Regions from separate parts of the Homo sapiens genome. Here regions 1, 2, 3, 4 and 6 are each linked to region 5. Evidence: read pairs that join two places in POLR2A ChIA-PET (ENCODE). Cell type or tissue: MCF 10A. All regions are shown on one strand. Each heading gives the region's core, and the rest is flanking DNA. Links, peaks and the distances in the headings are about the cores only. Region 1 overlaps TP53BP2 (tumor protein p53 binding protein 2). Region 2 overlaps TP53BP2 (tumor protein p53 binding protein 2). Region 3 overlaps FBXO28 (F-box protein 28). Region 4 overlaps TP53BP2 (tumor protein p53 binding protein 2). Region 5 holds the start of LOC105373281 (a long non-coding RNA gene). Region 6 overlaps LOC124904517 (a long non-coding RNA gene).

Region 1 (4,000 bases), core at 1-4,000, 100 kb after region 5:
AACTGAGTAACAGAGCCACACAATTTATAATCACAGGTAAACTATTTCTTAGATTAGTATGCCTAGAACATATAAGTAACATGGAAAGAATCAAAACAAAAACCCTGGCTAAGGCAGAAGGATCACTTGAACCCAGGAATTCAAGTCCAGCCTGGGCAACACAGTGAGAACCCATCTCAAAAGAAAAAAAAACCCACAAGGACTTGTTTTTAAGTCCTTGAAGACTAAAAAGCTTAGAAATTTGTTCTTCAACAACCAATCTTTTTGACTATATATCCTTGCTACTCAATGTAATGTGCATCAGCATCACCTGGAAGCTTGTGAGAAATGCAGAAGCTCAAACCTCAACTCACCTACTGAATCAGAATATGCATTTTCAACACGATCCCCAGGTGATTCATATGTATCTTAAGGTTTGAGAAGCAATGATATGCATGATTTTGGAAAAACTGGGGTCTGGTATTACAAACAGAAATGGATGCACAGGAACCCTAGGAAGTATGACATGAAGTCCACACTGCCTTGAGAACTGCCTTGAAGAATTCCTGGCCATTATTTCAAAGCCCTATTGGGTAACTTTGCCCATGACAAACCAACAATTGTCTACCCCAGCTTCAGTGACCTGATAATCACTAAAGGACTGTTAGTTGTGGATCCTGGGTGTTTAGACCAGGGGTTGACAAACTATAGTCTGCAGGCCAAATCCAGCTTGCTATCTTGTTTTTGTAAGTAAAGTTTTATTGGGACACAACCACACCATCTGTTTACCTATTATCCATGACTGCTTATAACAGCAGACCTGAGTAGTTGCAACAGAGGCAGCAAAGTTTGCAAAGCCCAAAATATTTACTATGTAGCCCTTTACAGAGAAAGGTCTGTTGGCTTTTGGGTCAGATTGGAAGCCTATGGCTGGCAGGAGAAGCAGCAGTTCTGATGGTAATGGAGTGGCTTCTTATATTTTCCTTGTTCAAGGCCAGGACTAGGGTTAGTTTGTGGATAAAGAATGTTCCCCAAATAAAGGCAAGCAGCCCGTTATTGGTGCCAAGCTCCAGAAGGGGACAGTATTAGATTAATCTGATCCAAGATTAATCTATGGTATGGTTATACCATGTTAGAACTTTAATATTCCTCTTGCTGTGGCCCAGAGTAGTTCCTAGAAGCAAAGATGAAGGGCTCTTTCCACCTTTCCTGTCTGGCTGATACCCATCATAGCATGGTTAATCTTGATCAGAATCAGGAGTCAGAAAGATCTTGAACAATTAGGATGATACAAGGATTTCTACAAAATGCTATAGTAAGGACTCAAAGAGAGCACAAAGAGAGCACCAAACAGCAGGTGGCTTTTGGGTTGATAATGTTACCTCATATCTGTGAGGTAATTGGCTTAATGGGGGTAGAATGTAAATAGCCTTACACATATATTAACAATAGTGGCCTGTTAGCTCTTTTAAAAGAAGATACTACCAGCCGGGCACGGGGGTTCACGCCTGTAATCCCAACACTTTGGGAGGCCGAAGTGGGCGGATCACCTGAGGTCAGGAGTTTGAGACCAGCCTGGCCAACATGGTGAAACCCCATCTCTACAAAACATACAAAATTTAGCCAGGTGTGGTGGCGTCTGCCTGTAATCCCAGCTACTTGAGAGGCTGAGACAGGAGAATCACTTGAACTCAGGAGGCGGAGGTTGCAGTGAGCCAAGATCGTGCCACTGCACTCCAGCCTAGGCGACAGAGTGAGCATTCATCTCCAAAAAAAAAGGACGATACTACCTTAGTTGCCAGCAATTGTTGCTGGGCTTCAATCTGTTGCTGCTGGCGAGATGCCATTTCCTGAAGTTCAGCAAGAGTCAGATCCATCCTAGGACTATTAACCTACAAGTAAAAACACAAATAAACACAATCCCAGCTTACTATAAAACTACCACAGAGATTCCGCCCTCAAAGGTCTATGTAAAAGCTTCATATGAACCAACTATGACAAAATTATTTAGCGATTTTTCTTTCATAATATCAAGCAGACCATTAATTCTTATATTAATACTCACCACATTGACTTTTTAAGATGTAATGTAAAACACACTAATATACAATAATCTTTTATTTTAAGTTGCAAGTTTAAAATTAAATAGTTTCAACAGTCAGGGACATAAATGGAACAATTCAGAATTACCTTGTTCTGTAATTTATATTACAACAGAAGTGTTTGATCATATTAAACATGGTATTGAGGCACTGGCAGCAAACCTAGAATTTAGTCATTGGAATATCATTTAAAAATACTTTAGCACTAAAAAATTCAAGACACATTGAGTCATCAGAAACAAAGCAAGGACATCCACTCTCACAACATCTATTCAACATTGTCCTAGAGGTTCTAGCCAATGCAATAAAACAAGAAAGAGAAATAAACAGCATCCAGATTGGTAAAAAAGAAGTTCAACTGCCTTCACAGACAATATAATCATCTATGAAGAAAATGCTATGGAATCTACAAAAAAGCTACCAGATAAATAGGTTACATAGCAAGACTGCAGGATTAAAAAAAAAAAAATCAATATGCAAAAGTCAAGTGCATTTCAATATATTAGAAACAATTAGAAATTTAAAATTTTTAAATTTAAATACCATTTATAGTATCAAAAATATGAAATACTTAGGGATAAATTTAATAAATAGGTAAGATGTATATACTAAAATCTCAAAAACTGCTGAAAGAAAATGCAAATAAATGGAGAGTTACACCATGTTCATGAATTGGAAGCTCAATACTGTCAAGACAGCAATTATTCTCAAATTGATTCAACAAAATCTCAACTGAAACCCAAACAGGCATTTTTGTAAAAATTGATGTTGATTCTAAAATTCATATGGAAGTACAAAGCATCTAGAATAGCCAAAATAACTCTGAAAAGAATCAAGCTGGAAAACTTACACTACCTGACTTCAAGACTTATAAAAGTTCCAGTGACCAATGCATGTGGTATTGACGTCAAAATAGACAAGTAGATCAATCAAACAGAATAGAGAGTACAAAAATAGCCCCACATACATGAGGCAACTGATTTTAGACAAAGGTGCAAAAGCAACTGAGTGGAAAAAAGAATAATCTTTCCAATAAATACTGCTTATACAATTAGATATTCATATTACAAAGATAAACCTCAGGGCCGGGCACGGTGGCTCACGCCTGTAATCCCAGCACTTTGGGAGGCCGAGGTGGGTGGATCACCTGAGGTCAGTGGATCACCTGAGGTCAGGAGTTCGAGACCAGCCTGACCAATATGGTGAAACCCCATCTCTACTAAAAATATAAAAACTAGCTGGGCATGGTGGCAGGTGCCTATAATCCCAGCTACTCGGGAAGCTGAGGCAGGAGAATCACTTGAACCTAGGAGGTGGAGGTTGCAGTGAGCCGAGATCGCGCCACTGCACTCCAGCCTAGGCGACAGAGTGAGACTCTGTATCAAAAAAAAAAAAAAAAATGAACTTTGATTCTCACACCATATGCAAACATTAACTCAATAGGGATCATAGATTTAGAGGTAAAACTGCAAACTACAAAACTTCCAAAAGAAAACAAAGGAAAAAAAAATCTCTATGACCCTGGGTTGGGCAAAGAGTTCTTAGATACAACACTAAAAGTATGCTCCATTAAAAAAAAAAAAAAAAATTGGATCCAGACTATTAGAACTTTCAAACTCAGTGAGAGAGCAAAAAATTGGGCAAAAGATTTGAACAAATAATTTCACCAAAGAAGAGACACAGAGAGCAAATAAGCACATGAAAAGATGTCCAAAATCATTAGTCATTAGAGAAATACAAATTAAAACCACAATGCGATACCACTACACATATATTTTAATGGCTAAAATTAAAAAGACTGACCATACCAAACTTTGGCAAGGATGTGGAAACAGTAAAACTCTGGTGGGCATGTAAAATAATATGATCGCTTTGGAAACACTTTGCAGCTTTTTAAAAATATATATATAAAGATATAA
Region 2 (4,000 bases), core at 1-4,000, 86 kb after region 5:
TTAAAAATTTTTTATAGAGACAGGGTCTCTCTCTGTTGCCCAGGCTGATCTCAAACTCCTGGGCTCAAGTGATCTTCTGCTTCAACATCCCAAAGTGCTAGGATTACAGGTATTAGCCACCATGCCTGGCCAGAACACTATTATTAAATAGTTTGGCAAATATTACTATAGATTTTTTCACTGCATGCTTTTTAATAATGAAAAATTATATACAACATAAACTCCCAACATTAGGAAAACAAGGGCATTATGACACAGTAAGAATTTGTTTTCTTTATGCTATAATGTGAAACTAAAAATATAGGCTTAAAACATTACATATGTATTAGGAGCTTAACTATATTTGTGAAAAGCATATGAAAAAGAGCTTGGGCCAAGTACGGTGGCTCATACCTATAAACCCACCACTTTGAAAGGCTCGGGCAGGAGGATCACTTGAGTCCAGGAGTTCGAGACCAACCTGGGCAACACAGTGAGACCCTGTCTCTACAAAAATAAAAATAAAAATAAAAAATAATTTTTTTTTAAAAAGAGCCTGAAGAAAATATATTAAAATATGAATGGTGTTTACCTGTACACTGTGGGGATACAGATGGCTTGTTTTCCCCTTATTTCTATTTTGCATGTTTCCCACAGTAGACACACATTAAAATATAAGTGTTTAAAAATTGTAACCAAAGTGCTTCTCCAAGCATTAAAACAAAAGTTGGAAAACAATCTCAATGTCTAATAAAAGGGAGACCGTCACAATAAATGAGTACACAGTCACGCGGTAGAGTAATACGAGGCTAACTGAAATGTATGTATGTGTGTATGCAATTTATATATGCATACATGAGAATTTTATATGGTAACTATTTTCCATATTATGAGAAAAACAAGTTGTGAAACTAAAATACTGGAGTAAATATAGTGTGATTACAACTTTTTAAAATCCTATAAAGAAAAAAGTCAATTGTTTGTATTCTTCCACAAAAGTAACACAATGTAACTTAAAACTTTCTTTTTTAAAAATAACATACAAAATTTGCTGTCTATTCTGTTAGTTTTGGGGATGACAGGACCTTATTAGGACCTTTATTATTATTATTTAATATTGACTAACATTTCCCCTATCCTGCAAACAATACTCATCACTTGCAGTACCGCTTGCGTTTTACGTACACCCTGGTTCCACGAAAAATGGATTCCATGGTCAAATATATTTAGGATATGTTGCAAGTTATAATCCCCTCTTGGAGATATAGAATGGACATTAATATATTGAAGACTGAACCATTTCAGGGGCTTAGGGATACCTTGCCTAAATCAGCACTTCTCTCTTAAGCTTTGCTTAAGGATGCTAATTAACTGTGTACTACTTTGTTACACTTATTTTTATCATTAACTACTAAACTTTTTAAAACTCCACCTACTTCCAGGATGGGAATGAGATGACTGTTACATGAACACATGTTAATTCCTCAAAAATAGATACCACATTTCTCCAGCTAGATTACAAGCAGCTCAAGGACATAACTGACATACTTCTTTGTCTTCCAACAGCACTATGACAACTGCTTATAAACCGATTCCCACAACTGAAGTTTGACTGGAGTTTAAAAGAAAATCTTACCATCCATCACTATCAGCAGCATTTACATTTACACCAAACTGTACCAGGAACTTAACGATTTCTGTGTGGCCTGCACACACAGCATTGTGAAGAGCCGTGATGCCTTCATCATTGGGGAGGCTTGGGTCATCAACCTATATCAAGAAGAAGGGTGAGCATCACTCTAGTTTCTTGTCACCTGAACTGTCACTACTAACTGGCTCCTTTAGGGTCAAGAGGACAGAAATGGACTCTTGTGACACTTTTAAAAATCATAATTAAAACCTATAGGAGCCAAGAAAACTATACCAAGAACAATTCTAGAAATAAGACAGACAGAAAAACCACATTAAGTAGGCAGTCACTATAAAAAGGTTTTTTTTAAAAAAAGGAAGTACCAGAAACTATATCCTTATAGTCATTTTTGTTTATTTATCCTCCCAGCTTCTCACCACAAATTAGTTTCTAAGTAGAAGTTGCATTTGCTATGGAAAGCAAAAAAAAAAAAAGGTCAACTAAAAATATTTTAAATAGTAGGCTTCTAAAAGTAGAGACCGCATCTCTAACCTAATACAGTATAGTACAAATCCATACATGAACAATTTCTAAAGGGGAGTAATGATCTCTCTTAAGAAAGAAAAGTACTCTAGAGGACTCCAAGTGAAAACCGAACTTCCAAATGATGACAATTCCATAGTCATACCTTTAAAACAGCATAGCCTATTCTAAAGCGTGCCCAAGAGTTCCTGAACACAACCCCACAATGCCTAAAAGGAAAACAATTTTAAAATACAATTTCTCTACAGTCGCTTTCTAATTAGAGCTTTAAAACAAAATACAAGGTCATATTTTAAAAATTTACTAATTATACTCTAGCCTGGATGACAGAGCGAGACTCTGACTCAAAAAAAAAAATTTACTAATTATAATCATACCTCATAAATAATTCTCTGTACAAGGTCAAATTCTCCCTCCAAAGACGAATCTAGCAGTAAAGCAAGGGGGTTGAATTTCACCCTCATTCCATGAGCGATACGCTCTGAGCCAGTTTTACGCAAGTTTGTCCTTTTACCCTGCAAAGAAAATGGGTGGAAAATTTAGGATCCTCGTCTATGCAAGAGAACAACAGCAGCAAATGGGAAGGAATGACTTCTCACCTAAATTAGTGAGAGGCACTTTAACAATATAGATTTGGCACATTTTATTGAAGTATAACATTATTCAGAAAAGTATACGAATCTGACATGCAGCGTAATGAACTTTCACAAAGTGAACAAATACCATGGAGCAAAGTTGGAGGAACATAACTTTATAAAATCTAACATAATTACGTTTGGGTTATATGTTATAGTATGAATTAAACTAAGAGTATAATCAGAAGTGGCAAATAGGCTAGCGTTCTGTCAAGTATCAGAATTAGCCAAGACTGGTCTTTAGACTGCCTATCTAATACAGTACAGCAAACTCCACTCTCTTAAAGTGAGCAACAGCACAGCCCACAACTACAACAGCTAACCTATATTGAATGATTATTCATTAACCCTCACAAAAACCCTATGATCCCTAGTTTACAGATAAGGAAACCAAGGCACACAGCCGGCAAATGGCAGAGCTGGGACGCAAATCCAGGTAAGCTGGCTTCTTTAAAGTCTGCCATCTTAACCATTTCACACCAGAATGCCTCCTCGGGGGAAAGCATATAATTAAGGTAAATAATACAGATTATTAGTCTGTCTTAGGTATAACAAGGATAAATCCTACCAGCTTAAACTTTTAATGAATCGGACTTAAAAAAAAAAAGGCAAAATTTTAAAGACTAGATCCAGTATCCTGTAAAACAGGTTTCTTAAACACACCCAACAAAGTAGAGACGTTTACTGTTGTGAGGTGTGATATATGTACTCCACATAATTCTTTCATTTTATCTCAGATGTGGAAAATTGCCAAGTTTTAAAAAACATTAAGCGACAATACATTTCACAATGTGCAATGACTAAAATGTTGCTCTCTGAATGTTATCTGACTGTGGTTAATACAAGTCATAAGCAGTACAGTGTAATGACACTTGCCGATCCCACTGTTAAAGAATGTACGAGATAGTTGCTTCTATTTTACTTAAATCGAGAAGGAAAAGGTAAGACACCTTCCTAGGAAGAGAACAGCAGAATCTTAAAAAGAAAGTATAATACTTTTACCAATTCTAGTTTTCCTTTTTTCTCCTTGAAAATGTGGATTATTTTGACACAGCAACAAAAAGGCCAGAAAATAACAAGTGGCTGTAACGTGGATTGGTTTTGGCCAATGTGGAATAAAACGTCCTTCTTTTCTTATGTTTAAAACTCAAAGAGAATCAAGCCTCAGAACTTACGAGGCACAGGGTTGTTTAAAAACTGTTAACCTCTATTT
Region 3 (4,000 bases), core at 1-4,000, 430 kb after region 5:
AACCCCTGTCAAAAATTCAGCTGTCTTTTTTTTTTTCCCCAAAACTTGATACACTGATCCTAAAATTCCTGTGGAAATACAAGAGTCTGACAATAACCAAAGCAATTTTGAAAAAGGAGAGCAGTATTGGAAGACTCACACTTCCCACTTTCAAAACTTAGTACAGAGCTATAGTAATCAAAACAGTATGGCACTGGCATAAGGATAGACCTGTAGATCAAAGAAGCAAAAGCAAAAGTCTGGATAATAAACCTTATATTTTTAATCAGTTGATTTTAACAAGGATGTCAAGATAATTCAATGCAGTAAGAATAGTATTTTCAACAAATGATGCTGGGACAACTAGTTATCTTGAAAATGAATGAAGTTGGACCTCTTCCTCATACTGTATATAAAAGTTAACTCAAAAGGGATCATAGACCTAAGTGTAAATGTCAGCACTATACTATATAACCCTTAGAAGAAAACATAGTAGTAAGTCTTCATGAACTTGGATTAGGCAGTGACACCAAAAGCACAAGTAGCAAAAGAAAAAATTAAGCAAATTGGACTTAAAATGTAAAACTTTTGTGGCTCAAAAGACACCGTTAAGAAAATGAAAAGACACCCCACAAAATGGGAGAAAACCTGCGTAAATCATGTATCCAGATTATATGAGGAACTCTTACAACTCAACAATAAAACCTATTTTAAAAGTGGGTAGAGGGGCCAGGTGCAGTGGCTCACACCTGTAATCCCAGCATGTTGGGGGACTGAGGTGGGTGGATCACCTGAGGTCAGGAGTTCAAGACCAGCCTGGGCAGCATAGTAAAACCCTGTCTCTACTAAAAATACAAAAACTACCTGGGCATGGTGGCGGGTGCCTGTAATCCCAACTACTCAGGAGGCTTAGGCAGGAGAATAACTTGAACCCGTTGGCGGAAGTTTCAGTGAGCCAAGATCGCGCCACAGCACTCCAATCTGGGTGACAGAGCAAGACTCTGTCTCCAAAAAAAAGGACAAAGGATTTGAATAGACACTTCTCCAAAGAAGATAAGTAATAGCCAACAAGCACATGAAAGGTGCTCAACATCATTAGTCGTCAGGGGAATGCAAATCAAAACCACTACGAGATTTATATCCACTAGCGCTTTATATCCACTAGGATGGCTACAATGGAAAAATGTTGGGGAGGATGTGGACAAATTGGAACCTTCATATATCAATGTTGGGAATGTAAAATGGTGCAGTCACTTTAGAAAACAGTTTGGCTGTTCTCAGGCCGGATGTGATGGCTCACGCCTGTAATGCCAGCAGTTTGGGAGGCCAAGGCAGGTGGATCACCTGAGGTCAGGAGTTCAAGACCAGCCTAGGCAACATGGTGAAACCCAGTCTCTACTAAAATAGGAAAATTAGCCAGGCATGATGTCGGGTGCCTATAATCCCAGCTTCTTAGGAGGCTGAGGCAGGAGAATTGCTTGAACCTGGGAGACGGAGGTTGCAGTGAGCCAAGATCGTGCCATTGTGCTGCAGCCTGGGCGACAGAGTGAGCCCGTCTCAAAAAAAAAAAAAAGAAAAAACAATTTGGCTGTTCTCAAAAAGTTAAACAGAGAGTTATTGTCTGAGCCACCAATTTCATTCCTAGATAAGTACCCAAAAGAAATGAAAACATAATGTTTGCACAAAAACTTGTACACAAACGTTTTTAGCAGCATTATTCATAATAGCCAAAAAGTGGAGACAATCCAAATGTCCATCAGCTGATGAGCAAACAAAGTATGATATATCTGCATGATGGAATATTATTGGGCAATAAAAAGGTACATGCTACAACAAGAATGAACCTGGAAAACTATGCTAAATGAAAGAAGCCAGAAACATAAGGCTACTGTATGATTCCATTTATCTGGAATGTTCAGAATAGGTGGATCCAGAGAAACAGAAAGTAGATTAGTATTGCCAGGGGCTGGGAGAATGGGAGTGGCTGATAATGGTTACAGGAGTTAATTTTGTGGTAATGAAAATATTCTGAAATTAGATAGTGGTGATAGTTGTACAATCCTGTGAGTATACTAAACACCACTAAATTTAGTCCTCTTTAAGATAATTTTATTATGTCTGAGTTATTTCTTAAATTGCTAAAAAGTTTAAAGGAGTTAAATTTTATCATCAAAAGCATATCATCTCCTGCCTATATTTCCATGTGTAATCCATTCATTTATCTAATTTCTTTGGTTCTAATAGCCACTAGATTTGATAGCCAAAAAACCTTTACTTTTATTTTTATTTTTGAGATGGAGTCTTGCTCTATCACCCAGGCTGGAGTGCAAGTGGTGCAGTCTTGGTTCACTGCAACCTCCGACGCCCGGGTTCAAGCGAGTCTCCTGCCTCAGCCTCCCTAGTAGCTGGGACTATAGGCATGCACCATCACGCCTGGCTAATTTTTTAGTAGAGACGGGGTTTCACCATGTTGCCCAGCCTGGTCTCAAACTCCTGACCTCAGGTGATCCACCCGCCTCAGCCTCCTAAAGTGCTGGGATTACAGGCGTGAGCCTCCAAGCCCGGCCCCAAAAAACCTAATTAAAATATATATATATATATATAATTTGTTTTGTTTGTTTTCAAATATTTTGTCAATGAGTACCAGTCTTTGGTAACGATTTCTAGGCATAGTGATTCATTCATCATTACAGTTAAATTATGACCCAACTGTAGATTTCTAAATTAACATGTAAAAGACTGTTTCATTAAGCCATCTTGATTGCTTAATATTTTAGTCCACAATACTGCTTTAATGGTTGCCTTGCTTTTATTATTATTATTATTATAGGAGAGAGTCAGAAAGGAGAAACCATTCATTAGCTCGTCATGCAGACATTCTTGCTGCTGTTGAAACAAGGCTGTCACTATTAAATATGACTTTCATGAAATATGTGGATTCCAATCTCTGTTGCTTCATCCCAGGAAAGGTAAAATAGAATTGCTTGCCTAGAACAGCTGGACTGCCCTACATAAACTTATTATACAGTTATGAATTTCTGATTTTAGAAATGTTAGAATTGTTTCTACTTCTCTGAGTTTCTACTAATGAATTTGTTTGCTTTCTGTACAGTTATAAATATGTATCATTTGTATGATCTTTATATTTAAAATTCTAATTATGAAATAGTCGAAACCCTAATATTCTTTAGAGAAGTTTTTTAAGAGTTCATACTCAAGAATAAAATTTGAGGTTTTACTGGTGGTTATGATGCCAGAGATACAGCAATGAACAACATACATATTGTCCCTGCCTTCAAGACTATTATAATTTTGGGGAGGTAGAAAAGGAGGGACAAGCTGGTTTTTGTTTTGTTTGAGAAATGTTTCATAACGACAACTTTATAAACTTTCTGATTTGACAAGAATAAACAATTGCTATTTACCAATATTCCCAGAACTAAATAACAGTCCTTTTTAACACAGAAATAACTATATTGTGGCATATTTACCATTACTAAGTTAATAAAAACTCCAACATTCAACATACTACTTATACCTTCAGTAGTACCCTACTCCTTGAATTAAGTGTAAATTGACATATGTCTGTATCTTTTTATATGGAAGTGGTAGAGATATAATTAAAGGTCATTTTGCTACTTGGTTGATGCTGGCAAAAGTTTCCCTTAACATGGTTGGAAATAATTAATATCTAGTAAAATCTGAATGTTCGCTTTTTGTTATTTCCAAAGATAATTTACATTGGCAATATTTAATACGTACTTTGTCCATTTTTAGTTTTCTTTGACATTTATTTTTGGGGGGAATCCCATTTCTTATGATTGTATTTGAAATATTTTGGTATATCTCACTTTCTTTGCATTATATACATTTTCTTTAAAAGATCTTGTTGCATACCAACACATTACCTGCTAATGCTTTTTGTAGGGTGCTATAAGAGGATGACCAGTTAGAAACTTCAGAGTGATTCTTATGCCAGATTTTTCTGAATCTGACTTAAAGGCCTTAACTTTTAAGTGTT
Region 4 (4,000 bases), core at 1-4,000, 130 kb after region 5:
CAATCCAAATATCCAAAATCCAAAATGCACCAATGTGCATTTCCTTTGAGCATCATGTAGGCACTCAGAAAGTTTTCAATTCTGGAGCATTTCAGATTTCAGATTTTTGGATTAAGGATGCTCAACCTGTAGTAAATTGTCTTCAATTAAAAGACAAGATCCAACATAGATGAGGTTGTACAAAAGTTATTTACTCAAAGATACGATGGTAGTACTATAAATTATTAAAAATCCTACTTAGAAAGTAAAATAAATCATGTATCAAAAGCCACAGAATTATGTATATCTCATGACCTTACTCCTGGGAATTTATCCTAAAAAAAAAAAAACTGAAATGAAGAAAAACTCTAAATGCCTGAAGATTTTCACTATAGTGTGAGGTCTATATATAGTAAGATGGAAAACTAAATATACAAAAACATGGAAAAGTCTTTAAACAGGGAAAAAGTTAAGTAAATTAAAATCATTTGCCAGAAGGACTATGTCCAGCCACCAACTCCTGTAAGTATAAATAGAGTGTTAGGAAAATGTTAAGAAAAAGTTATAAAACAGAACAATACTAAGTGTTTTTAACTTTAAAAATATATGTACCATCGGCCGGGCACAGTGGCTCACGCCTGTAATCCCAGAACTTTGGGAGGCCGAGGCAGGAGGATCACGAGGTCAGGAGATCAAGACCATCTTGGCTAACACGGTGAAACCCGTCTCTACTAAAAATACAAAAAAATTAGCCGGGCATGGTGGCGGGCGCCTGTAGTCCCAGCTACTCAGGAGGCTGGGGCAGGAGAATGGCATGAACCTGGGAGGCGGAGCTTGCAGTGAGCCGAGATCGCGCCACTGCACTCCAGCCTGGGAGAGAGAGTGAGACTCTTTCTCAAAAAGCAGGCAGGGTGGCTCCTGCCTGTAATCTCAGTATTTTGGGAGGCTGAGGCGGGAGGATCACTTCAGGCCAGGAGCTAGAGGCCAGCCTGGGCAACACAGTAAGACCCCATTTCCCCATTTATATTAAAAAAAAAAAAAAAAATAGCTCGGTGTGGTAGCATGTACCTGTAGTCCGTCCTAGCTACTGAAGAGGCCGAGGTGGGAGGATCACTTGACCCCAGGAATTCAAGGTTATAGTGAGCTATGATCATGCCACTACACTCCAGCTTGGGCGACAGAGCAAGACGCTGTCTCCCAAAAAAAAAAAAAAAAGTAAAAATATGTGTGTCTGTGTGTACACATGCACACACATATGTACCATCTAAAAAAAAAAAAAAATATATATATATATATATATATATATATATATATATACTGACCTGTATGAAATACACAGAAAATCAGCGACACCAGAGGCAAGTATAGCTATCACTTTTAAATTTTTAAAATCTCAACAGTAAAATATTTTTATAATAATGTATAATTTAAAAGTATAGTTAATACAAACTGGGATAAAAGAACATGAAAATATTTCATTAAAAATGGTAAATGTGATTACAACTTGTTTCTACCTCCTATAGTCATCTATCTCAAGAGAAGGAAAGTCGAAGGAAAGATAAAAAAAAAAAAAAAACACTGTGTTAAGTTGTGCCAGGCCACCTACAGGCACACTGCATAGTAATTCATGTCAGTCATATCTAGATGAAGATGTGCCCTTCCAAAAATTCAAAGTCACAGATAATTTTCATTTAAAAACAATGGGTCATAGATTTATTTTAAGAGTCCTGTGTTTATAGAGCATGTATGTACTGTAACTATGATGTTATGCTATCAACATAAGAATGACTCATTTTAAAGAGGAATTATTTCAGATCAAAATCTGAAAGACTTTTCTAAGAGGAAATACAAAAAAAAAACTGATTAGGGCATTTACAAGATGAGTCAGAGGCTAACATTTATTCATTTGATTCAGAAAATCATGTGAAGTTCTACAGAAAGAAGAAAGGAACCAAGAGTATAAGATGTTCCCTGTCACCAAAGGGAAATTACGCTCTACAACAGCACCTTCAGAGTTTTCATTTACAAAAACTCAAATCCTTCAAGTTTACCTAAGAGGAAGAAACAGAAAATTATGAAATGAACAATCTATAAAAAGAGTGACACAAATCCTCCCCAAATTTTGCAACTCACAAGAAATACCACAGGAATAGCCAGGCGATTATGCTTGTAGAGAGATTAGGGGAAAATCTGAATGGTTTCTGTGTTTCACAATTCCTCTGCAGAAAGATAAATGTAAAACTATTACTTCAGTTTCTATATTTTGTTGTACCCCTTATGGAGGCAGGCCCGAAAATATTTCTTGTAAGAGGAGAATGCCACTAGGCTTCCTATAACCCAGTCAAGCAAAAACACCTCTCCCAACACTGTGATACAGAGTGGGGATTAAATTAAGATATAACCAAAGTTTCTTTCAAACTCATACACAGCCATTTAGCCCAACTATGACTTCTAACACTGGGCGGGGTTTAGGAAGGAGATGCCGACCCTTCCAGTCCTCAAGAGTACTCTGCCTGTCTCTGCACAGACCTGGAGCTCTGCTCCAATGCTCACTCTGCCAGCTGAGTCTGCACACCAAGGGCACTCATGAGCTTGGCTCCCTAATTCAGACATGCTGCACCCTAGCTGTGAGCTAGGCTGCCAGTCTTCTGCAAGAAGTGTGCTGCTCCACTACCCCAGCTTGAGCTTGAGCTGTCCTTCCTCGTCTCCCCAATATCTGAGTAGGCAACCCACAGGGGTCTCTGTGGAACCTTCCTCAGGAGCCACAGGGACACTACATATTTGAGTCCTTTCCCTCAAAGAGACACTCTCTACCTCCCTGACGATGGGTCCCAACCTTATTAAAGTTATCAGAGAATCACTGCTTACAAAGGCCTATCATGATTTCTTAGCTGTTTCTCTAGAGTTTACTCTTGGAGCCATTAAACTGCTTTTAAAAATATTCACCAATTACCATAAGTTATGTATACCGATGTTCTATTAAGGCTCAATGATATTAAACCTACTTCTACACTAAGTGTACCACTTTATATGATGGCATATTTTTAACATTAACCCATCAGTTCCTATCAGTTACATCTGAGTTTATTTAAAGCAAAATCATAAAGTCATATTCAAAGGATTTTTTTTACTTCATAAACTATTCCTTTGCTCACTTACAGCAAGTTAGTAGAATTCAGAAATCAATAACGTGAAGTCTCAATATCAATTTGAACAATATTCTGTTAAAAATGTTAATCAGGCATGGACTATCCTGACCATCCATTCAATATCATCTGGAGCACACAATCATATTCTGAAATAGTCAACATTCTGGAAAAAAATGATAGAGCAAATATGAAGTAGTTACTTTAATTAAGGAAAAAATCATAAAGTAGCCTGCTGGTCATAGATGTCTGGTAAAAGAACCACTTCATATACATGAATAGGTAACAGGGACCTCTACATAGAAACCTATAGGAGTCATATCCTATCAAAGCCAGCCATGCCAAAGAAGCTCCTGGTTCTATGCCTTCCCCTCAATCCTAACTTCTTGCTGACTTCAACAAGAAGTTTCGTTCATTCACCCGTTAGTACTTACTAAATACCTATTAAGAAAGGACAGTTAAAGCAAAAGGAACACAGTGATGAAAAAGCTTGCCTTCTTTAGGGCAGAGAAGAGAGGCTGGTAGCACACAAATGAGCATGGTATATAAAGCGATATGATAAAGAATTATGGAAGTGATGAGGGGAGGATGGCTGATCATGATTAGGAAAGACACCTCAGGGTGAAGGGGACTTTTGAGCTGAGACTGAAGAAGCCACAGCCACTTGAAACATCTGAAGGAAGACATTTCATCAAAGGCCCAGAGGTGGTAATGAACTTGGACTATTCCATGACCAGAAAAAAACGCCACATCAGGAATACAGACTTATGCCAATGAGGGCAGGGAGAACAGGGGGTAGCTCAGGCAGGGCCTTGTAGGTCAAGAATAAGGAGTACGGACTTTATTGCAAGGGAAAAGTCACTAGAGTAGTGATT
Region 5 (5,371 bases), core at 686-4,685:
GGTAGAGGTCGCGGTGAGTCGAGATCACGCCACTGCACTCCAGCCTGGGCAACAGAGCAAGACTCTATCTCAAAACAACACCAAAAAACATTGAACTGAAGACCCCTAAAGTTCCATCCAACCCTGAGATTCTTTCATATGAATCTCAAAGTGTGAAACGCCTCAGTCGCCTAGGGCCTTATTCTACAGAAGGGAAGTCCAAAGGCTCATTTGAATTGCATTAGCAACTCGAGCTATATTTGTAAGTCTCCTCCCATCTGAGAATTTCTTTGTCAGCAACGTTTTCCCTATTCTACAGATGGAGAAATTGAGGTCTAGGAAGACCAAGACACTTGTCTCAGACCCACAGTTGAGGTCTTAGTTTGCCACTGAGTCACGGTCCGTGTGACACAAGGATGGAAAACCAAAGGGAGCCATAGCTGAGGGAAGGGAAATGAGAAGGGTATCTGAAATGTCGGCCCTGCAATAAGGTGGGCCACAGCAATAATGAGATGTCACTGGGCTCAGCCCTGTGCCTGGAAGGAGGGAGGTGGTCAAGGATATCAACAAAAAAATAGTTGCTGATCCCAGGAGAAATACAACACTGAATTGAGGGGAAAACACAGAAACACATCTAGACTGTCATTAAACAAATGTAACCGAGGCAGGGGAAATGTGGAGCCCCAACGTGAGTAGGTGATGGAGTTGGGTGACTGTCATATGTCACAGCAGGATGGGTAGTTGGCTGCCCCCAGCCCCCTCCTGCCGCTCCCTGTTCCAGCACCCTGGCCCACCAGCCCCTTCCTGGCAACTCCCATACTCCCCCAGTTCATCCACTAAAGGATTAATAGCTCACTCAGGGGAGGCTTCCTGCCCCTCGGCCAACACCAACTTCCCTTTCAGCAAGCCAGTGTCGGCACTACAGTGGTTTGGAATACTTTCAATATCACTCCCTGTTAACAAGCCTATCCTTGGACTGGCTGAGAAAAGAAATGGAACGGGGCAAAGTAACAAAACAAAGAGGCAAGACAGAGCCAAATGTCTCCTATGGTTACCTAAATCACAATTTAGACAAGCACTGGTGATTCTTGCACATAGAGAACCACCACTGAACTGTACAGGGGAAACTGGTTTCTGCCCCAGAGATGTGTTGGGGAAATGACATACTGACCACCATGACTACATCCTCGGAAGACTGAGTGGCAGAGTGCTACTTTGGCTTTCTTACCAGGTGAACTTGAGCATATATCTGGGCAGTTCTAGAATTTCGATGTGGGAGGGACTTAGGGATGAAAAAAATAAAATGTGGATGGTAGATGGCATTTGGGGCAGGGGATTGGAGGCTTGTCTTGTAGCTGTTTCTGCTTAGTAAGCTCCCTGTTCTGGCTTAGAGACATATTTATTGGGGAGCTTGCTGATGGGAATTATGGACGGGGCCAACTCCTCTCCCAGCACCCTGTGGTGCTGACATCTGAGGTGATCACTTCCCATGGAGTGGAGAAAAGCATGCTGCTCTATATTTGTTCCCTACAACAGGAAGCGTGAAAACAGGATTTGCTGCCACATGTCAAGTACTCATGTGCCTGTAGAAGAAAGGGGCCATTGCTGCTGATGATAACAATGATAGCATCTAAGGTTTTATAGTTCCCCAAATAATTTCACATACACTGTGATTTGATGCTTATAACAACCGTGTGAACTATGCAAAGTAGGTATTATTTCCCCATTTTAAGAGATGGGAGAATGGATAGTTAGTATTTTGAAAATTGCCAGACCCCACACTTATAAGACTACATGTATTATTAGTAAAATTACTACTAGGGGACCCCAGCTATGAAAACCTCTCTGGGAGATAGCACTGGTGGGTGAGGGGCAGCAGCTTCGGCTCTTGCCTCCTGGCAAGGGTGGGATGTAATACCCTAAGCTCCAACAGACTGGGGAAAGAGAAGGGGCTTAGAAAACTGTCTGGGCTGCTGGATTTCTTTCCGGAGTTTCCCTCTCTCCTTCTACTGTCAGCACGTCCCATCTTTTGCAACACCAGGGAGAAGCCTTTCCATGCCTCTTCAGCTCTTGGAATCCCTCCAGAAGCCCCCTCCCTCCTGAGTGGCATCTAACAGGCCTGTCCAATACTCATGCTACAGCTATGAGGAAAGAATAAACCCTGCAGCTGCTTCAGAAGAGAAAGAAATCTCTTTTCAAATGAAACCGTTTTTTGCAGCCCTGTGGAATTCATATTCTCTGTGATCTCCTTTGGATTCAAATCACGGACCTGAAAGAGGGAGGGGAAGAAAACAGGTTCTTTTCCTCTGCCTGGGCCTGCCGTTCCCTCTGCCCTCCTACACTGGGTATGGACAGACCCCAAGGGACCATGGTCTAGGTGTTGGCAGCCAGGCTGGCTCTACAACACAACATGTCAGCTGCTCTGCTGGGCCTCTGTTTACTCATCCATTAAATGAGGAGATAAGATCTCCCTTGACTGGCTGTGAAGATTAAGTGCACAAATATGTGTAAAGTGCACAAATATGTCAAATAAAAACTGAGACTGACACGTGGAGGTGCAAAATTAAAAAGGAAGCTTTGGTTAGTATCTCCAGAACCTGGCTAGGCACGGTGGCTCACATCTGTAATCTCAGCGCTTTGGGAGGCCGAGATGGGTGGATCACCTGAGGTCAGGAGTTCAAGACCAGCCTGGACAACATGGCGAAACCCCGTCTCTATTAAAAATACAAAAATTAGCTGGGCATGGCAGTGAGCCCCTGTAATCCCAGCTACTCAAGAGGCTGAGGCAGGAGAATTGCTTGAACCCGGGAGGCGGAGGTTGCAGTGAGCCGAGATCACGCCACTGCACTCCAGCCTGGGTGACAGAGTGAGACTCCACCTCAAAAAAAAAAAAAAAAAAATCCAGAACCTGCAGATTGTGCCTCTGATGCATCTCAAACATCCAGGGCCAGGGAGAAAATAATCTAAAGAAAAATACTACTGAAAAAGATTCCATTGCCATGGCCCTCTGAGACACACACATTCTTATTCTCTTATTTTCTCTCTCTCTCTCTCTTCTTCTCTCTCTCTCTCTTTCTATCTCTCTCTCTCACTCCCTCTCTCATTTACTCACAAGGTCAGTGGCCCAGACCCAGGCAGTTCTGGATAATCCCAGCTGTTTCTGACTCACCACCATCCTCAGGGCTGGCTGACTCACTCCAGGAAGGTTTTCCACCATGAAGTGTTTGTCTATGTCCTTGTGTTCCCGTGAAAAGGATTGTGTGGTCAGAGAAAGAGAAGACTTTGCTGGGTCAGTGAGATAGCATAGTGTGAGAGGCTTTGGGAAGTAGAAAAAGCAACATTAACTCAGGTTTAAAAACTAGACTTTGTCCAAATGGTTGGGGAAAGTAGTCATTGTATGTGTTTGCAATTAAATTTGGGTGGCATAGGACAGCCTAAAGCCCTTTGTAAGCAGAGCTCTATGTGCGCAGCGATCCCTAGAAGGCTGGCAAGGGGAGTGGCCAGGGCTGCACCAAAGAGGGTGTTGCCTAGCTGGGGAAGAGGAACTTCAGGTGAGCCAGGAGGCTCTTCTGCTCCCAGGCTGTGCAAAGCTTCTGAGTTGACTGGAATGATAGGTCTGATCTGCCCATTTGTTGCTAAAATGACTTAGGAGGGAAATGACCTCCACCTGCCTGGGAGGAGTCACTTCCTCCAGAGATGAGCTGTCCTTGAGGAGATCAGTGGGAGGAGAAGCCTGCGCTCTGCCCCACTGGGCAGAAGGACAAGCTTTCTCCCAAGAGCCTCGAGCCCAGAAGAAGTCGGGGTGGGGCCAATGGAAATCAGACAGTGGAACAAATGAACAGCTTCCAGGACAGGGCTGTCGCTTTCCTCTGTTTTCAATTGTGATGGCTTCATGAAACCCTTGCACCAGAAACCCATGAGCTAGAAATGAATGCCTGTATCCCCATCTCTGGACTCAGAGTCCAGAGTGCCAACCATTACACAATGGAACCTGTGTCCCCGCCTTATTCAAGAGTAAAGAAAGCAAAGCCTGGTGGTGGACGGTGGTACCTGCCCATCAGGCAGCATGCCCAGACTTGCAAACCAGAGATGGAGGATGTCAAATAAAAACAAAACCATGGGAGACTGAGGCAGGAGAATCACTTGAACCGGGAGGCGGAGGTTGCAATGAGCCAAGATCGCGCCATTGCACTCCAGCCCGGGCAACAAGAGTGAAACTCTGTTTAAAAAAAAAAAAAAATCCAGACTTTTATAAAGGGACACTTCAATAGAAAGAAAGACTATTGCAGGCCAGGCGCAGTGGCTCACACCTGTAATCCTAGCACTTTGGGAGGCCAAAGCAGGTGGATCACCTGAGGTCAGGAGTTCAAGACCAGCCTGGCCAACATGAGGAAACCCCGTCTCTACTAAAAATACAAAAAAATTAGCTGCACATGGCGGCTGGTACCTGTAATCCCAGCTACTCAGGAGGCTGAGGCAGGAGAATCACTTGCACCCGGGAGGCGAAGGTTGCAGTGAGTGGAGATTGCACCACTGCACTCCAGCCTGGGCAACAAGAGTGAAACAAGAAAGAAAGAGCGAAAGAGAGAGAGAGAGAGAAAGAGAGAAGGAGAGAAGGAGAGGAAGGGAAGAAGGGAGGGAGAAAGAAAGAAAAAATAGAGAAAAAGAGAAGGAAGGAAGGAAAAGAAAGAAAAGAGAAGAGAAAAGAAAAAAAAAGAGAGAAAGACAATTCCAATTCAGAGAATCTGCAAGCAGCTCAAAATCAAACAGAAAAAGATTCTTCTTTTCTAGGGTAAAGGAGGAGCAAGTGGAGATAAGCAGACTCTTGGGAGGGGAAGCTGGACAAGTGAGGGGAAATGACCAGTGGGAGCTGACAGGAAAAGGGTCTTGCTGTGTTCAGTCAATTCCCAGGAGAAGCTGGGCAGGGAAGTGACTTGGCAGGGACACTCCACTTTGTTTGTGCTTGTTCAGGCTTGGGGGCAAGCAGCATTCAGGGATCTGTAGGAAAGAGAGAAGTCTGACCAAAGTTTTGTCAAGCAAAGGGGGTAAGCAATGGGTGTCAGAGACAAGAATAGATGGGGGCAGAGGAATAATAGTGACAAAAATACTTGCTTTAAGAAAAGGTAACATCATGGCTCTCATATTAGTATAAAATAAACACATTTTAAAGATTCCATTTCGGCAGGGTGCAGTGGCTCACACCTGTAATCCCAGCACTTTGGGAGGCAGAGGTGGGCAGATCACCTGAGGTCAGGAGTTCGAGACCAGCCTAGCCAACGTGGAGAAACCCTGTCCCTACTAAAAATACAAAATTAGCCAGGCATGGTGGCAGGCACCTGTAATCCCAACTACTCGGGAGGCTGAGATAGGAGAATCACTTGAACCTGGGAGG
Region 6 (5,371 bases), core at 656-4,655, 1.8 Mb before region 5:
ATTGTCCAATTTTGTCTCCTTCTCTTCTCTCTCTCCATACTCCTCCTACCCTTAACTTCATTTTCTTAATCACCTCCAAAACTCTCCTTGCTCACTTTTTATTCCAAGGACTTGTCTTTAGAATTCTAGTCTCCCTCTTTCTCCCTGTACTATCATGTTATGAGGTCAGAATTGTGCCAACCTACAGGAATGTTTTCACCTTAAAAGCCTATCATTGTGGGTGAAATAGACACTGTAACTACAAAGGCCAGACTTTTATACACACATGCACACACATATATACATACTGTTTCCAGGATATTGAATGTCTTGCAGCAACAAAATGCCACTGTTGCTATCGTGAAACAGACTTGAGGAAGCCTAGAGGCAAAGGCAAACATTTCATACCCACATTACAATACTGTTCCTGGCTGACAGCTTGTTCCCCACTGACCTAGGGCTCATTCTCTAGCTGAACCATGGCCCATCACTGGGGCAGATTCTGATCAGCCAGGATGGTGGAAATTGACTAGTGGCTCATGAGTGGTTGGTCTCATCTGAGTCTGAGGAGGTGCTTCATTCTTGCTATGCACAACTTAAAATCCAAGAATTGTGAGATATTCATAAAGCAAGATGTCGCTTTGACACAGAAGGCAAAGTTTAAGAGCCTATTAAAGACCATACTCTATTAGTTCCTTAAATATGTCCTTATTCAAGTCACTATGGTAATTCTCTGGTATTATCCCTTATGAATAGCTATTCATTGTGGTCATATGGGGTAGAATATCGGATCAAATCATAACTTCTCCATGCCCTGTTTCTTCATCAGAACAGAAATAAAAATAGTATCTAATTCGTATATTTGTTGTGATAATTAGGTAAATTCAAACATAAATCATAGAGTAGTGACTGGTAGGTAATAAGCCATAATATACACTATTTTTATTAAATATGATAATGTGTTTATGGGTCTTGGTAATTCAACTATGGGGTAAGTAGGGAAAGAAATGTTATCTATAAAAATGACCCTTTTGCCCTCCATTTTATAGCTGGGGAATGGTCTGTTTAATGCTAACTAGGGCTACTTTCTGGTTGTTTGCACAACGAGAGCCAAGTGTCCATCACTCAGATAATAGCAGAGTGATGATCTCTCCAAACTAGATAGATTTGAAATGGTTTCAAGAATTGGGGTTTCTTAGTCTAGAATAAAGAAGACTAGAGAGGAGATACAACCACCGTCTTCAAATATAGAAGGGCTGACATAGAGAGAAACAGTTACATCTATTTTGTTTGTATCTAGAGGACAGAACCATGACCAGCTGGGTAGAAGTTAAAGGGAAACTTGAACTCAACATAGGAAGAATTCTCTAATAATCAGCATTGTATAACAAGATATGGGCAGTTCATAAAGCTATCTCCACCAATGGAAGTGCTGTGTGACCTTAAACATATAACTTAAACTATCTGTACCTTGGTTTCTTCATCTGCAAAATGAGAATAACAATAGCTACTTTCGAGGGATGTTGTGAAGACTAAATACATTTATATGTATATAGTCTTTCAAACAGTGCTGGAACACATTTGGCATTCTATGGGTGTTAGCCATTGTATAACTGACTTATAAAGGTGAAAAGGGGCAAGTGTTGTTATCTCTTACATGATGGAAATAAGATCAATTATCAAGCAACCTGGTTTACTCTTAGGCAACTGATCATTATGGCAATGGGAATTACCTAAGCTGTCTCTGGCATCATTGGTATATCCCTCAGCAAGGGTACTCTCTTCAGTCTCAATTCTTATTGGCATCAACTGTGTCGTATATATTTTTAGAGATTTCCACAATGCCCAGGCAGTGAGCCTTCAATAAATACATGTTGTCTAGACATACATAGTGGTACCTTCTCATGGAAAGAGTATTGATTTATGCCCTATAATTACAAGTATCTCTACATCCTTCTCTAATCAGTATCGGTGAAGTCACCGTCTAACTGCTTCCAGACAGTCATTTTAAATTTATTTCTAACTCAACAGTCTCTGCAATTTAACTTGATTAAATACAACACAGGTTTAATTGGAACTTAGCTGCAAATTAAGAGCAAAGAATCCATAGAATTGACTGCTCTTTAAATATAGTTTAGCTCAGTAAGCTAATAGTTCTTTTATGGAGATGCCACACTGAGTAGACATTAAATTGTGGTTCAAACAGCAAAACAAACAAATAGTGTGTGGGCCTCTGAGTATTTATTGTGATTATGCTATATGAGTAATAAGTAATATTTGAGGACATTAGTCATTATTGGCTTTGCATACTTCCTTTGCATGTGGGAGCCAGGATAAACAAGCCCTGGGATGCCCTCCTTTTTCTTGTGTGGGCTCATAATTAAGGGCTAGGGGAGAGTTATTCCCTCTGTAGAAATTTGGTACTGCTGATTTACATATATTTGCTGTTTTTGTAATCCAAAAATCTGGGGTGTTTATGGGTCTGCAATTCTGTGTGGCTCTGTGCCTGTAGAAGAGCTAGTAGAAAATGACACATTTGTCCGAGTTTCAGACTTACCATTATGAGACAGTTTGTCTTTTTCTGGGCAAGGACATAAAGATCTGCAGGGATTATAGTCACACTGCACTTGTGACAGATACATGGGTTGAAAAGAAGAGCGGCATTTTCTCCCCCTCCCCTATTTTCTTTGGAGTATGCTTTTTAATTGTTTTCTGTATATACTTTTGTGTAAGTTACGAGGACTTGCAGAAGGTTCTTCAGAAAACAGGAGATATGATAAGATTTATCTTTCTGGAAAGTTAATGCTGGTAGCACAGGGAAGGCATGGCTAAAAAGAATAAACTGGAGAAGAGAAATAAGTTAGGATCCTACTGAAAAAATTCAGGTATAAAATGAAGATCTTTAATAATAACTGGGAATGGGAGAAACACCAAATTCCAGATACAGACCTAAAGTAGAAATGGTAGGGTTTATTGGTCCATGAGCTGTGTGAGATGAAGAGGAGCTCAGGTTAATCATAATGTTTAGAGGACTGAGGGAATGATGACACTGCTAACTGGGATTTGGAAATGGGGAAAGAGAATAGGACCGGGGAATGATGCATTCGGTTTTGGACCTGCTGTGTTTGAGATTTATTTGCAGCTCTTTAAACATAGTTTGGATTCGTAAGCTCATAGTCAGATGAAGACATTTGGAAATATGGGTCTGGCACTTAAGCCATATGTCACATCTGGCCTGTAGACTTGGGAGACATTTGAGCACAATGTTACAATGTCCTCACTGGTTCCCAGCTTTCATTAAAATGTATCTAAACAACTATATAAAATATAAAAATATTTCACTTCTTAATATAAGGTACCTGAGATCTGGAAAAAGTGACATTATTTTGTCCTGCATTTTTTTTTCAATCTTAAGAATTAAATAAAGCCCAGGAAAAGTCTTCTGTGGTAGGCAGAATAACAGCCTCCCAAAGATGTCCATATCCTTATCTCTGGAACCAGTGAATACATTTCCTTACATAGGAAAAGGGACTTTAGAATTGTGATTGAGTTAAAGACCTGGAGATGAGGAGATTATACTTGATTACCTGGGTCGGCACGATCTAATCACACTGGTCCTTAAAAGAAGAGAAACGGCCAGGTGCAGTGGCTCACGCCTGTATTCCCAGCACTTACGGAGGCCGAGGTGGGTGGATCACGAGGTCAGGAGATCGAGACCATCCTGGCCAACATGGTGAAACCCCGTCTCTACTACAAATACAAAAATTAGCTGGGCATGGTGGTGCGTGCCTATAGTCCCAGCTACTTGGGAGGCTGAGGCAGGAGAAACGCTTGAACCTGGGAGGTGGAGGTTGCAGTAAGCCCAGATCTCGCCACTGCACTCCAGCCTGGCAACAGAGTGAGACTCTGTCTCAAAAAAAAAAGAATCTTTCCCAGCTGTGGTCACAGGCAGATATGACTACAGAGGAATGCTCAAAGAATAGTGACAATGCTGGCCTTGAAGATGAAGGAAGAAAGTCATGAGCCAAGGAATATAGGTGGCCTCTAGGAGCCAGAAAAGGTAAGGAGACAGATTCTTCACTAGAGCCTCCAGAAAGGGGCACAGCCCTGTGACGACTTGATGTTTGCCACCTAGACCTGTGTCGGGCCTCTAACCTAACAACTGTAAGATAAATTTGTGTTGTTTGTCAGGCCAGATCCCTATTAACTTTAATAGAGATGGCAACAGTTTCAAGAGGCTGAGGAAGAGACCTGGAGCCAGCAAACGAGACATAGGGTTTTATTTAGGGGAACCTACATACAGGGACAGTCCAGTGGTGGCAAACTGAATGGTAGAACCAAAGCTGCTTACAAAAAAGAATGCGGTTTATATAGCACTTTCAGTTAGCACCCTCCCCTGGCCACCTCCACGTGGCAACCCTCATTTCTTAAGTTATTGCTATCAGGTGTGTCTGTCATCCAACAGGTGTGCCTGCCATACAGGGGATGCCTAAGTTAACTGATTGCTGTCAGGTGTATCTACCATACATGTTTTAAACCACCGCGTCTGCACTAATATATATATATATATTTTTTTTTGAGCTGGAGTTTCGCTCTTGTTGCCCAGGCTGGAGCGCAGTGGTGTGAACTCGGCTCACTGCAACCTCCACCTCCAGGGTTCAAGCAATTCTCCTGCCTCAGCCTCTGGAGTAGCTGGGACTACAGGCACACATCACCATTCCTGGCCAATTTTTTGTATTTTTAGTGGAGATGGGGTTTCACCATGTTGGCCAGGCTGGTCTTGATCTCCTGACCTCACGTGATCCACCCACCTCAGCCTCCTAAAGTGCTGGGATTACAGGCGTGAGCCACCACACCCAGTCCAATAATTTTTTTATAGCAGCAATAGAAAAGGAATACATCTTCTCAGTTACAAAGTTTTAGTACTTGCTGCTGAGAAATAATTTTTCTTTATCATCATCAATATTTATTAACCTCTTGTCATTCAATGGTATATATCCTATCTGAACTTGGTTTCCTCCAGTGCAAAGTGAGATGATGTTATCTGACCTAACGGATATGTTTTAAGAATTTAAATGAGAGTCCACATGTAAAATGCACATCATATATTACAACACGCTGGTGAAGCATCAACTGCTGGCAGTGACATTTTCTTGTCCTAGTCATTGCAGGTGTAAAGATAAGTGCTTTTATCTCAAAGCCTTTCCACATTTTTGGGAGGAAGAACTACCATTGCTAGTAAAGATCCTGGCAGTTCTTTGCCTAATGGCAATTTCTGAAAAGAGTCACTGAAGATCTGATGGGGAGACGTTTCAGTCATGGGTGACTTCAAGAAAGATAATTTTTGAGTGGACTTTGAAAGAAGACTGGGATTTCATCAGAAGAGAGGAGG

Evidence for each region. Peaks named below come from ENCODE experiments on the same cell type or tissue, not always from the same donor. Only the 100,000 strongest peaks of a DNase experiment are listed, where the experiment ranks them.
Region 1: POLR2A ChIA-PET joins it to region 5 with 5 read pairs; 6 of 35 experiments call an interaction of 5 or more read pairs at or near these places.
Region 2: POLR2A ChIA-PET joins it to region 5 with 5 read pairs; 5 of 35 experiments call an interaction of 5 or more read pairs at or near these places.
Region 3: POLR2A ChIA-PET joins it to region 5 with 5 read pairs; 3 of 35 experiments call an interaction of 5 or more read pairs at or near these places.
Region 4: POLR2A ChIA-PET joins it to region 5 with 5 read pairs; 15 of 35 experiments call an interaction of 5 or more read pairs at or near these places.
Region 6: POLR2A ChIA-PET joins it to region 5 with 5 read pairs; 1 of 35 experiments calls an interaction of 5 or more read pairs at or near these places.

The regions. Positions count from the first base shown.
Region 1 is chr1:223,805,077-223,809,076 of GRCh38, forward strand. It overlaps TP53BP2 (tumor protein p53 binding protein 2), which reads right to left. Exons shown (of 18, transcript NM_001031685.3): 5 at 1,770-1,871. Among named protein-coding and RNA genes, the nearest start is that of TP53BP2, 39 kb to the right of the region's middle. In MCF 10A, for the core only: no CTCF peak of the experiment used is centred there; no DNase peak of the experiment used is centred there.
Region 2 is chr1:223,790,774-223,794,773 of GRCh38, forward strand. TP53BP2 (tumor protein p53 binding protein 2) reads right to left here. Exons shown (of 18, transcript NM_001031685.3): 14 at 2,530-2,667; 15 at 1,616-1,749. Among named protein-coding and RNA genes, the nearest start is that of TP53BP2, 53 kb to the right of the region's middle. In MCF 10A, for the core only: no CTCF peak of the experiment used is centred there; no DNase peak of the experiment used is centred there.
Region 3 is chr1:224,131,265-224,135,264 of GRCh38, forward strand. It overlaps FBXO28 (F-box protein 28), which reads left to right. Exons shown (of 5, transcript NM_015176.4): 3 at 2,810-2,948. Among named protein-coding and RNA genes, the nearest start is that of FBXO28, 19 kb to the left of the region's middle. In MCF 10A, for the core only: no CTCF peak of the experiment used is centred there; a DNase peak (open chromatin) is centred at 1,827.
Region 4 is chr1:223,830,222-223,834,221 of GRCh38, forward strand. The region is part of intron 1 of TP53BP2 (tumor protein p53 binding protein 2); the gene reads right to left. Among named protein-coding and RNA genes, the nearest start is that of TP53BP2, 14 kb to the right of the region's middle. In MCF 10A, for the core only: a CTCF peak has its summit at 1,614; a DNase peak (open chromatin) is centred at 1,940.
Region 5 is chr1:223,704,220-223,709,590 of GRCh38, forward strand. It overlaps LOC105373281 (a long non-coding RNA gene), which reads right to left and starts at 3,431. Exons shown (of 3, transcript XR_949164.2): 1 at 3,149-3,431. It also overlaps a transcript of CAPN2 not described here. RefSeq lists enhancers at 2,440-3,639, 3,640-4,139. In MCF 10A, for the core only: a CTCF peak has its summit at 4,039; DNase peaks (open chromatin) are centred at 2,052, 3,152, 3,612 and 3,982.
Region 6 is chr1:221,866,876-221,872,246 of GRCh38, forward strand. All of the region lies in intron 2 of LOC124904517 (a long non-coding RNA gene), which reads left to right. Among named protein-coding and RNA genes, the nearest start is that of LINC01655, 29 kb to the left of the region's middle. In MCF 10A, for the core only: no CTCF peak of the experiment used is centred there; DNase peaks (open chromatin) are centred at 2,276 and 3,096.